Linked DNA regions of Homo sapiens: region 1 is linked to region 2. A link is a contact called in ENCODE Hi-C or POLR2A ChIA-PET data. All regions are on one chromosome and are shown on one strand. The core of a region is the stretch at or near the end of the contact, and the rest is flanking DNA. Distances in the headings are between cores, read along the strand shown.

The links. Hi-C counts contacts between places; a loop is a spot of excess contacts on that map. ChIA-PET counts read pairs that join two places held with the same protein, here RNA polymerase II (POLR2A). Pooled maps may share reads with other maps.
Region 1: a map of PC-3 shows a loop between it and region 2 (2.8-fold over the local background). The contact joins the promoter of LINC02294 here to the enhancer-like site in region 2. A Hi-C loop is called at or near these places in 3 of 168 maps with a recorded cell type or tissue (CD8-positive, alpha-beta T cell, PC-3 and sciatic nerve) and 1 of 50 pooled maps. POLR2A ChIA-PET finds 5 or more read pairs at or near these places in 1 of 52 experiments (activated CD8-positive, alpha-beta T cell).

The regions. Positions count from the first base shown.
Region 1 is chr14:26,820,702-26,825,284 of GRCh38, forward strand. It overlaps LINC02294 (long intergenic non-protein coding RNA 2294), which reads right to left and starts at 1,419. Exons shown (of 4, transcript NR_110033.1): 1 at 1,303-1,419; 2 at 1-89. It overlaps LINC02293 (long intergenic non-protein coding RNA 2293), which reads left to right. Exons shown (of 5, transcript NR_110557.1): 5 at 1-2.
Region 2 is chr14:26,774,392-26,779,343 of GRCh38, forward strand. All of the region lies in intron 3 of NOVA1-DT (NOVA1 divergent transcript), which reads left to right. It overlaps LINC02294 (long intergenic non-protein coding RNA 2294), which reads right to left. Exons shown (of 4, transcript NR_110033.1): 4 at 1,104-1,308. Among named protein-coding and RNA genes, the nearest start is that of LINC02293, 32 kb to the right of the region's middle. Within about 2 kb of position 1,605, at least 3 of the 41 ENCODE cell types and tissues checked have a DNase peak (open chromatin) inside an H3K27ac peak, as active enhancers do; they include PC-3, where a contact is called at or near this core.

The DNA.
Region 1 (4,583 bases), core at 169-2,668, 46 kb after region 2:
TATGTTGATATCCAGTAAATCCTCATTAATCACAATTTGACAAGCTTGCAATTTCTGGTATTTCAGGAAGGAACTAGGTATATGTTTATCTGTGCAAAATATCAAAAAATGCATTAGTAAGCCTTTTAGTAATGTAAATAAGACTGCGGAAGAATTATTAGAGCAAACTATATTTTGTTTAAACTATTCCGGCATAACACATAACTCAGAAAATAAGACAATCTATCGAAGCCTTACAAATTACAATCTGTGAGGCCTGTCATAACTTTCATAAGAATGCTTAATTACATTGTGCTGCTGATATAAAGAACCCATCTCTAAATACAGTTAAAACATTATCCAGATTTTCAAACATAATTTCAAGGGGGATAATAAGTAGAAAAACTACGGGGTTATTTTTCAGATCATATATTTCTAGCTCTACTTTTGAATATCTGTGACTCATGACTTCAAGTAAATATTTTACCTCTTCTGAATCTAATTGCTTATCATTTAAATAAAAATACGTCATTGTGCACATTTCATGGAGTTGCTAGTGAACATAAGGAGCTTGAGACTGAAAGCTACCTTAAAAATTATAAATCAACAAAATTCTGAATACTCATTACTATGTTCTGGATTACTCTTATTATAAATTTGCAAAATAATTTTGTCTTCAGTTTTTGAATTCTGTATGGCAAGGAGCACAATGGCTTGTGTTAGCTTGTCTATAAAATTGTAATTGGTATGAAACAGCTTTGATAATTACCTCAGCTACAATATTCTGAATAATTTTCAGTTTAGCTTAAAATATTAGAACAAGTGGCTATTCATGAATAAATATTACTGATATCTTGAAAGAAATAACAAGATTCCTTCTTTAAGCTCTTAAACTCTTTCCATGCTGTAAATTAAACACATCAGTAATAGCTAAGAGAGAATTCTGATACACCATCGTTTACCACTATTATAGCACAAATTTTGGATGTGACAAATTTTAAATTAGTAGATGTTATTTTCCCAAATAAACAAAAGGAGAATCTAACATGAAGCAAATTCAAACTACATCTTTATAAGACGTTTTATAGCCATGTAACATAAAGGCTAATACTAAGCTGTCATTAGTTAAATGATTAAGTTTGGAAAAATTATTATTGATGACTAGTATTGCAAAGTGTTAAAGTATTAAACATTACATCTCCTTGTGTCACTAGGTACTTTCCTTCCTCATTCCAGGCAGCAACACAAGAAAGCATTCATTATTTTAAGGGAGGACAGTCTCAGGAAAACAGCAGAACAAAGGCATAGACCTAAAATTCTTACCTTTTAGATTCGAAGTGGTTCTCAGGTATAAGACAACAAGATTTGAGAAAAACAAGCAAACAAACATGATCACACACAAGGAGTTCTTTCCCAAACTATACTAGACCAGAGACTAGAGAAAGATCATTAAATCTGAAGGAAGGAGTTTAGCAATCCAGAGGCTGGTATGTGTTTCTTGCCCTCTCCTCTCTTACTTGAGTTAATTCTAAACTGATGGGGACAAAGTGGAATCCCTTAATAATTTGAGGGATCTGCAATTAGATAAAATCTGTGCTGCCAACATTCTATGTTCCTTCTTGGCAGTAGAGGATACAATGAAACGGCTAAATCAGTTCTCCATGCACCAACAAGACTTACAGTACAGACAGATAGTTTTTCTGGATAAGGTTGGCATAGCTTTGCCAGTCAAATTGGAGGAGAGTTGCAGTAGCATACATGGCATGAATCATATGATAAGAGACCACATGAGAACTGTATACCTCAATTGATATCATCATGAAGGTATTAATTCCAGAAAGCAGATGGAGGATATATTTTAGTGGATGTCACGATAGGCAGGTAGTGATGAAGGATGAGATGCCACCTTTCACCTCATGTCACATTTCACCTCAGTGACCTTGGCGTTTATACACAATACCAAGAAGAAAGGGAACAGGAAGAGGAATCCTCTAGACTGCTTTGAAGTGGCAAATTATGTTTCTGTTCTCCTGAGCAGAATGGAGTTAGGGTTAAATTAGACTGAGTTATAGAAAATAAAAACTACAATTTTTCATAATTAAGTTTGAAATTATTGTAGCAGATACACTGGTCTTCCTATCATGATGATTGTGTTCTCTTCCTAACATGGCATTCACCTTAGTAACTCACTGTTAATATGTAAAACACAAAACAGAAAGATAAGGAAACTGGTAAATTCCATCAGCCTAACAAGTTTCCTCCATGTTTTCCTTTGACTTATGCTGAAGTTAACTGCAGGGGATGTCCTGGTTCTTTCTAGCTTCTCTAGTTTTAATGTCAAGAGCAATTTATTTTCTTTCTGTCTTCTTATCCACTTGAAGTGGTAGAAAGAAACTTTATTCATAAATAAAATCTCCCTAGGTAATAAATTTTTGGTTTAAAATACCTTTAACTATTGGCAACTCCTAAATTTCTCTCAACAAGGAGCTTAGGGGCAGTAATCCGGCTGGAAGTGGTGATGGTGGCTGCATTTGTAGGCGGCACACTGGCACATTATGCATTATTTGGAGATAGATAATGGGAAAGTTAACAAGGTTTACTAATCATCCCCGCAACAGCACCCACAGATCTGATCTCGGTGATACAATCTTTACTGACGAGCCCTCCTTGTATGCTGCCTTCTGCTTATTGCTTGCATATTTTATTTTATTGCTTGTCCATTTGCTTTAAATGTGGTCAAAAATTAGACAGAGATGATGATTCTCAGTGGTTTTATGTTGAGTAATAGGCTAACAAAAAAAAATTCATACAAAATTATTGGATGTGTTAGAACTGAGTTTATATCTAGAAGCCACAATAGCAGAAATAAGAATTTAAACCTTTTTGATCTTTCATTTTTACTGTCAAGCTGTCTTAAATTATGTCCCAAGAGGAATTTTGGATCTACCTTTCGCTGCTCTTCAGTGCCTTGTGCATTCCTGAATCCAGTTCACATCCCTCATTCTTCACTTGAATGAAACGCAAGCATATCAATGCATTTAATCTTAACATGGCAAGACAGCATTCCCCTATTTCTGTGCTTGTCTTCTGTAATTCCAAATCTTAGGCAAGGATATATAGTAAGGTTTGGAAACCACGTAACTTAGTGAAATGGATTTAACTCTTTAAATGAAAATACTGAGGATTATGGTCCAAGTAGTAGAAAGTTCACCAACCTATACAACCACAAATATTCATATAATAAATATCTATTAAACACATGCTATCAAAAGAACACTGTTCTAGACGTAAAGATGGGATAGTAAAAAACACCAACTCTCTCTCAAGATGTTCAGATTCTAGTAGATGAACAGACCGCAGATAATAAGCTAAAAAATAGCCACAAATCATATTGATCATTAAGACTGATGGTCAATGAATGTCCTTCTGAGAGGTCAGCATTTAAGCTTATTCCTAAATAATAAGGTGAATATAGCCATGTGAAGATTGCGTGGGAGAGCTTTGGTGGCAAAGGGAACACTAGATGACCAGAAATTTCAGTGTTTCAGGGTCTATTGGATGCAGGTGACAGCAGCATGAGAGAAAAGCATTTAGAGAGGTAGGTGTGGGCTGATACTATGGATATCAGAGAAATTAGACTTTATTCCGGCAGCAAAGGGAGCCTATCGTAGGGTACCAAGAGCATATGGTGATTTGTTTGATGATTTTAAAATATTATTCTTCTTATAGTATAATACCAATGATGAAATGTTGTGATATCTGGAATTCCTTTAAAAAACTGTTGGGAAGTAAAGTGAATGAGGTTTAGTGAAACAAGATTAGCTGTGAATTGGATAGTCATTAAAGTTGGGCACATAGAATTCATTATACTATTCCCTCTACTTTATATATAATTGAAAGTTTTCATAACACAAAGGTTTAAAATTATATAAAAACACAACTTTCCTCCAGTATAATAAGCAATCCAGTGCCCAGATTTGACTCTGTAAGTACTAGCCTTTAGTGATAGGATACACTGCTGGGGAATAGTGCTTGGGAACATAGACTGGATAATAGTGCCATTTACTGAGCTAGGAAAGACAGGTCAGTGAATTGCAGCTTGGAGGGGACACTGGAAATCAAAATTTCAATTTTGGACATGGTAAGGGCAAAATGTTTGTTAAACATCCAGGTGGAGTTATTAAGCAGCTCTAATGTCCATATGAACCTTGAGTTCAGAAAAAGGGTAGTGCTGTAGCTGGGATTATTTGTTCATGAGTATTCGTCCCCTTCCTTCCCTTGCCATGTTTATATGCAGAACATACTTCCTATCCCACACGAATGGCTCTGGGTAATAGAATATGAGCAAACCTGACATTTGCTATGTGTAATAAAAAGCTTTAAATTGGCTTGCATGTTTTAGTTTGGCCCCTTTTTCTGGCCCATTCACCAAGAAAGTGATATGTTCCAGTGATTCTATGATCCTTAAGCCTGGCATCTGAGATGAGAAGACACATGACACCGAGCTGTTTGAGTTAAGGCCACTGGAGTTGAAGCACTGGAGTGCTGTGCACAAGAAATCCATGTTGCTGAAATCCACTATGTTCCATTTATTTGTTATCCTA
Region 2 (4,952 bases), core at 355-2,854:
GAGACAACACAGGAATTCCTGTGATTCACTTCCTCTCCTCCCTAACCCACGTATGATTCTGAAAGGAGGTGGATTCTGTCATTTCCATAAAATCATTTTTCCATTTCTATGTTTATCAGTCCTAGTCTAGGTCAACAGAAAATACCATTTTTGGTGAGTTCTTCTATTTTGCTGCAAAACAAAGGAAGAAATGTTATTTATCTCATAATACAAACACACTCATAAATTCCTGTGCAATTTCTTTGTTAACAATAAATAGGCGGAAAATAGACATAATGAAATATTTGCATAGGACATATTAAGGTAAAATATACATTCCTGTGATATATGTGAAATAAAAATTCACCAGCAAGGTTGTCTGTAGATGGATTTTACTTTTTATTGTAATTCCCATTGAAAGCAAAGAAATATACAATCCTATTGATAAAGTCCACTTTTATTCATTTATTCAACAAACATTCTGTAGTACTTGCTATGTCCTAGAAAATACATTAACTCCTGTGACAGATACAGGACAAATAATATTCTATAGGGCACTTCTTGTAGTGAAGGAAATGGACATACAAATTAATTGTATGTGATACTGCTATGTTGGAGGTGTGTGCTATGGAAATACAAAGGCAGAATATTTATTTCTCTCTGACATGTGATTTCCGGTCACTAAAGTGACGTTGGAGTTAAGAATTAGAGAATGAGTTATATACACTAGGTGAATAGTCTTGGAAAAGCCATTTTTATGTAGACGAACAGCTTCATTTTTTAAAAAGGCACTGAGTGTGAATATGCACAGTATATTTAGAGGATAACAAACAGGTAAGAGATGTGTGCTCCAGTGGAAAAATCTCCGCTGGGGCTATATTATTTTCCGGGGCCCTCTATCTTACCTGTAGATAGAACTCTTTTTGTCAAAAAAAAAAAAAAAAAAAAAAAAACATCTTAAAGATTGCTGAATGTTTCTGTTTCTGGCTCCTACCTTTAAATGAACTATACTATTATTTAGGGGAAAGCACATCAATTAATTAACAGCCTTAAGGAATTAGGATATTTTATCAGGAAAAATACTAAAGAGAAAGCAACTTAAAAGATCAGTTAAAAATAGAACATTTTGATAACCACCATTTATTTGGACTCAATAGGCAGAAACCTATTACGGGATTCGATACAAGTAGTGTAAATGGGGCATGAAGGCTTCAGTGTATATATAGAATTGGAGATGCTTTCACTTTCCATTTGATGAAATTGAATTTCTCAGAATGGACTCTATATCTTTTTAATTCCATGATTTTCAGCAGGCAGAAGGACGATATCCTGTAATTTATGAAGATAGTTTATTATTATTTTTTATTAGCTCTCAGCTTTAGCAACCACTTTCTTCCCCCTCCCTCCCCAGCCATGTTGCTGCTGGTGATCCTTATAAGTGAAGCTGCTTTTCATTTTCATCTTCCTCAGAACAGCTGGTGCTTACACTACCCTAAACATTCATTGAGTCATTTCCTGCTGATAAATGTCTATATGTAGTCACGATTATCACCTATGCGTGTGATACTAAACTGTCCTCTCTCTTTTTAAACCAAGATAGCATTTGTACCAGCCTCTAATCTTATGTACCACTTTCTCCCCTTTCAGAACCAAGCTGGCAATTCTCATCTTGAATAGCTTTAAAATTGCTCATAGCAATCAATGACAACTGAGGCATCACTAAAGAATTTCTTTTATCTCCAAGCTCCAATTTAGATCTGTCATTAAGCTTGAGTAAGCTTGAACTGTCAGAACATTTTCCCTCATCACATGCTCTAAGCACAAAAAGTCAACTTCAAAATCAAATTTGTTCTGTCTCTTACTATACTTTGTAATGGTTTCATGTGAACAATAAACTTCACCGAAATAGTAGTGTCAATCTTTAGTAACTCAGATCACTATGGTTTCAAAAAGTAGTGAAATGCTGCCAAAACTCAAGTATGACGTATGGTAGATCATTCACTCACATTCAATTGCTCTTTGTTGTGCTTTAATATTAGGGGAAGGGGGACTTGGCAGGGGGTATGGAGATGAGGAGTCTCTTTCCTCCTTTTAGAGGAAAGGTTGTGTCATCTTTTTGGCAAGTCACTTTCCCTCCCTACGCCTTCCTTTCCATGCCTGTAACATGAGATAGTTTTATTACATGAATTCTAAGTCTCTGCCCATTCCTAATGTTGGCCTCTTAATAAATTCAACTTTTCATTGTGTGGTGTTATTCTTCTTCAAGAAATGGATTAGAAATGTTACCATACAGAGCTAGAAGTCATGAATTAATTAGGAAGCCCATCGTCCAAATCTAACTGTAAAATGCCTTGGTTTCATCTTCTGGAACAAAACGATTTTTTTTGGGGTTCTGCTGATGAACAGAAACTGTCTTTTAAAGATCACAGTTTCTATCTTGGAGATCTTTTCCACTGACAGATACTTCAGCCTCATCCACATATTTAAATGTACTTTGATCTTTCTTTGTTTTGCAAATTCCCTTTTGAAACAGTTTGTGTGAACTTTAGAGGTGCCAAACTGAGACTAAAGACCACTAAAATCTGGCAGAGCTATACATGTGAAGTATTCAGCAGCTCAAATATGTTTACAGAGTCCATGTTCAAAATAAGCGATTGCTTTTTTACAATTTCTTGTCAACTCCAAATTGAATTGTATTTCTTCTTGTATCTATAAAGGAAATAGGAAGCTTGATAATAATCACTTTTTAAATTTTATAAGTACCGTTGTGTTAATGTGAAGTTATTCTTTTCTCGTTTATCTTCCTGTTAAAAGATGGCCTTAACAGAAACATAATTCAGGTCATTATTACCATGATGTATTAGAGTGAGAAGAAAATTGATGATTTTTTTTTCCTTAGACATGGAGGTCTCACTCTGTTGCCCAGGCTGGAGTGCAGTGGCACGAACATGGCTCACTGTAACCTCGACCTCCTGGGCTCCAGCAATTCTCCTGCCTCAGCCTCTCAAGTAGCTGGGACTGCAGGCACGCACCACCACACCTCGCTAATTTTTGTATTTGTTGTAGAGATGGGGTTTTGCCCTATTTCCCAAGCTGGTCTTGAACTCCTGAGCTCAAGTGACCTGCTCACCTTGGACTCTCAGTGTTCTGGGATTACAGGTGTGAGCCACCATGCCCAGCCTTGGTGATCTTTTAAACCCAGAAATCAAGATCTTAAAACAAATATTCTAGCAGATGACCAGTGAAATTGAGGGTACCATTCTGTGATTTTTTTTCTTTCCTTTTCTTTGGCAGATCTTCTTTGTTATGGTTCTGTACTTTAGCCCAGATTCTCTTGGTATACTTGAAGTTTTCTCATCACTCATCCTTCATTGATTTAACTCTTAGCCTGACCAATGTATTAATGTTAAAATCTGATGGGAATTTTTACAATCTTCGCCACATTTCCTTGCTCCTAATCAAAATGTGTGTTGTTTCTTAAAGAGTCATTTGTTAATGGCTAACAATCTTTATTTATCTTATTTTATTCTATTATTTTTAATTATACTTTAAGTTCTGAGATACATATGCAGAATGTGCAGGTTTGTTACATAGATATACATGTGCCATGGTGGTTTGCTGCACCCATCAACCCATCATCTACATTAGGTATTTATCCTAATGCTATTCCTCCAATAACCCCCCACCCCTCAACAGGCCCCAGTGTGTGATGTTCCCCTCACTGTGTGCATGTGTTCTCATTGTTCAACTCCCACTTATGAGTGAGAACATGCAGTGTTTAGTTTTCTGTTCCTGTGTTAGTTTGCTGAGAACGATGGTTTCCAGCTTCATCCATATCCCTTCAAAGGACATGAACTCATCCTTTTTTGTGGCTACACAGTATTCCATGGTGTATATATGCCACATTTTCTTTATCCAGTCTATCATTGATGGGCATTTGGGTTGGTTCGAAGTCTTTGCTATTGTGAACAGTGCTGCAATAAACATACGTGTGGATGTATCTTTATAGTAGAATGATTTATAATCCTTTGGGTATATACCCAGTTATGGGATTGCTGGGTCAAATGGTATTTCTGGTTCAAGATCCTTGAGGAATCGCCACACTGTCTTCCACAATGGTTGAACTAGTTTACAGTCTCACCAACAGTGTAAAAGCGTTCCTATTTCTCCACATCCTCTCCAGCATCTGTTGTTTCCTGACTTTTTAATGATCACCAATACTTAAAAATGGATTTTGTGCTGGAAATATTTTCAAATTCAGCTTTGGTTATACTGAAGCAGGCATACTTTTCTATATTATATGCAAGTGATAATTACTTGCATATAATACTATATATTATAATTAACTCTGAGAAGTTCTTTGTAAGATACAAATGGCATTAATATTAGTATTAGTATTGCTTTCCAATGAATGACTACTGCTCCAGTTTATTTGTGTATTCATATATAGCTCTCAAACTACAGAAAGAAGAATTCAGTGACAGAACAAATCTTTGTAAAGAGAATCTAAATTTGGGGACAAAAACAATGTTTATCTACATGGAAAATTTCTGAAATGTATATTATTATAAAAGTTAATTTCCCTCCTGAATAAATGATATGTGATTTTCATATTATCATACTAGTTTGAACAGCTGCAAAGAAGTGCTTAGATAAAAATTTAAAAAAAGTTTCAGATCCAAATTTTGCTTTCAAATTAACAGGCGCAAAATATTCCAGGATATGAACTTCTGTTTGAAGAAAGAATTTAGCTTGGGATACATAGACTGGCTATGATTGAAATGCATATATTGATAGTAAAATATTTTACAAACAAGGTTTTTACATATATTAGAAAGAGTGAAAAACTTAGCCCTCTTTACTGAGCAATATTAGTAATTGCAAGGAGCAAGTCACTGGACAAACAACCCTACCACGCAGATGGTTTAGGTGCTGTCAAAGCAGAATCACCCATTTCTATGTCTTTGAGTGTG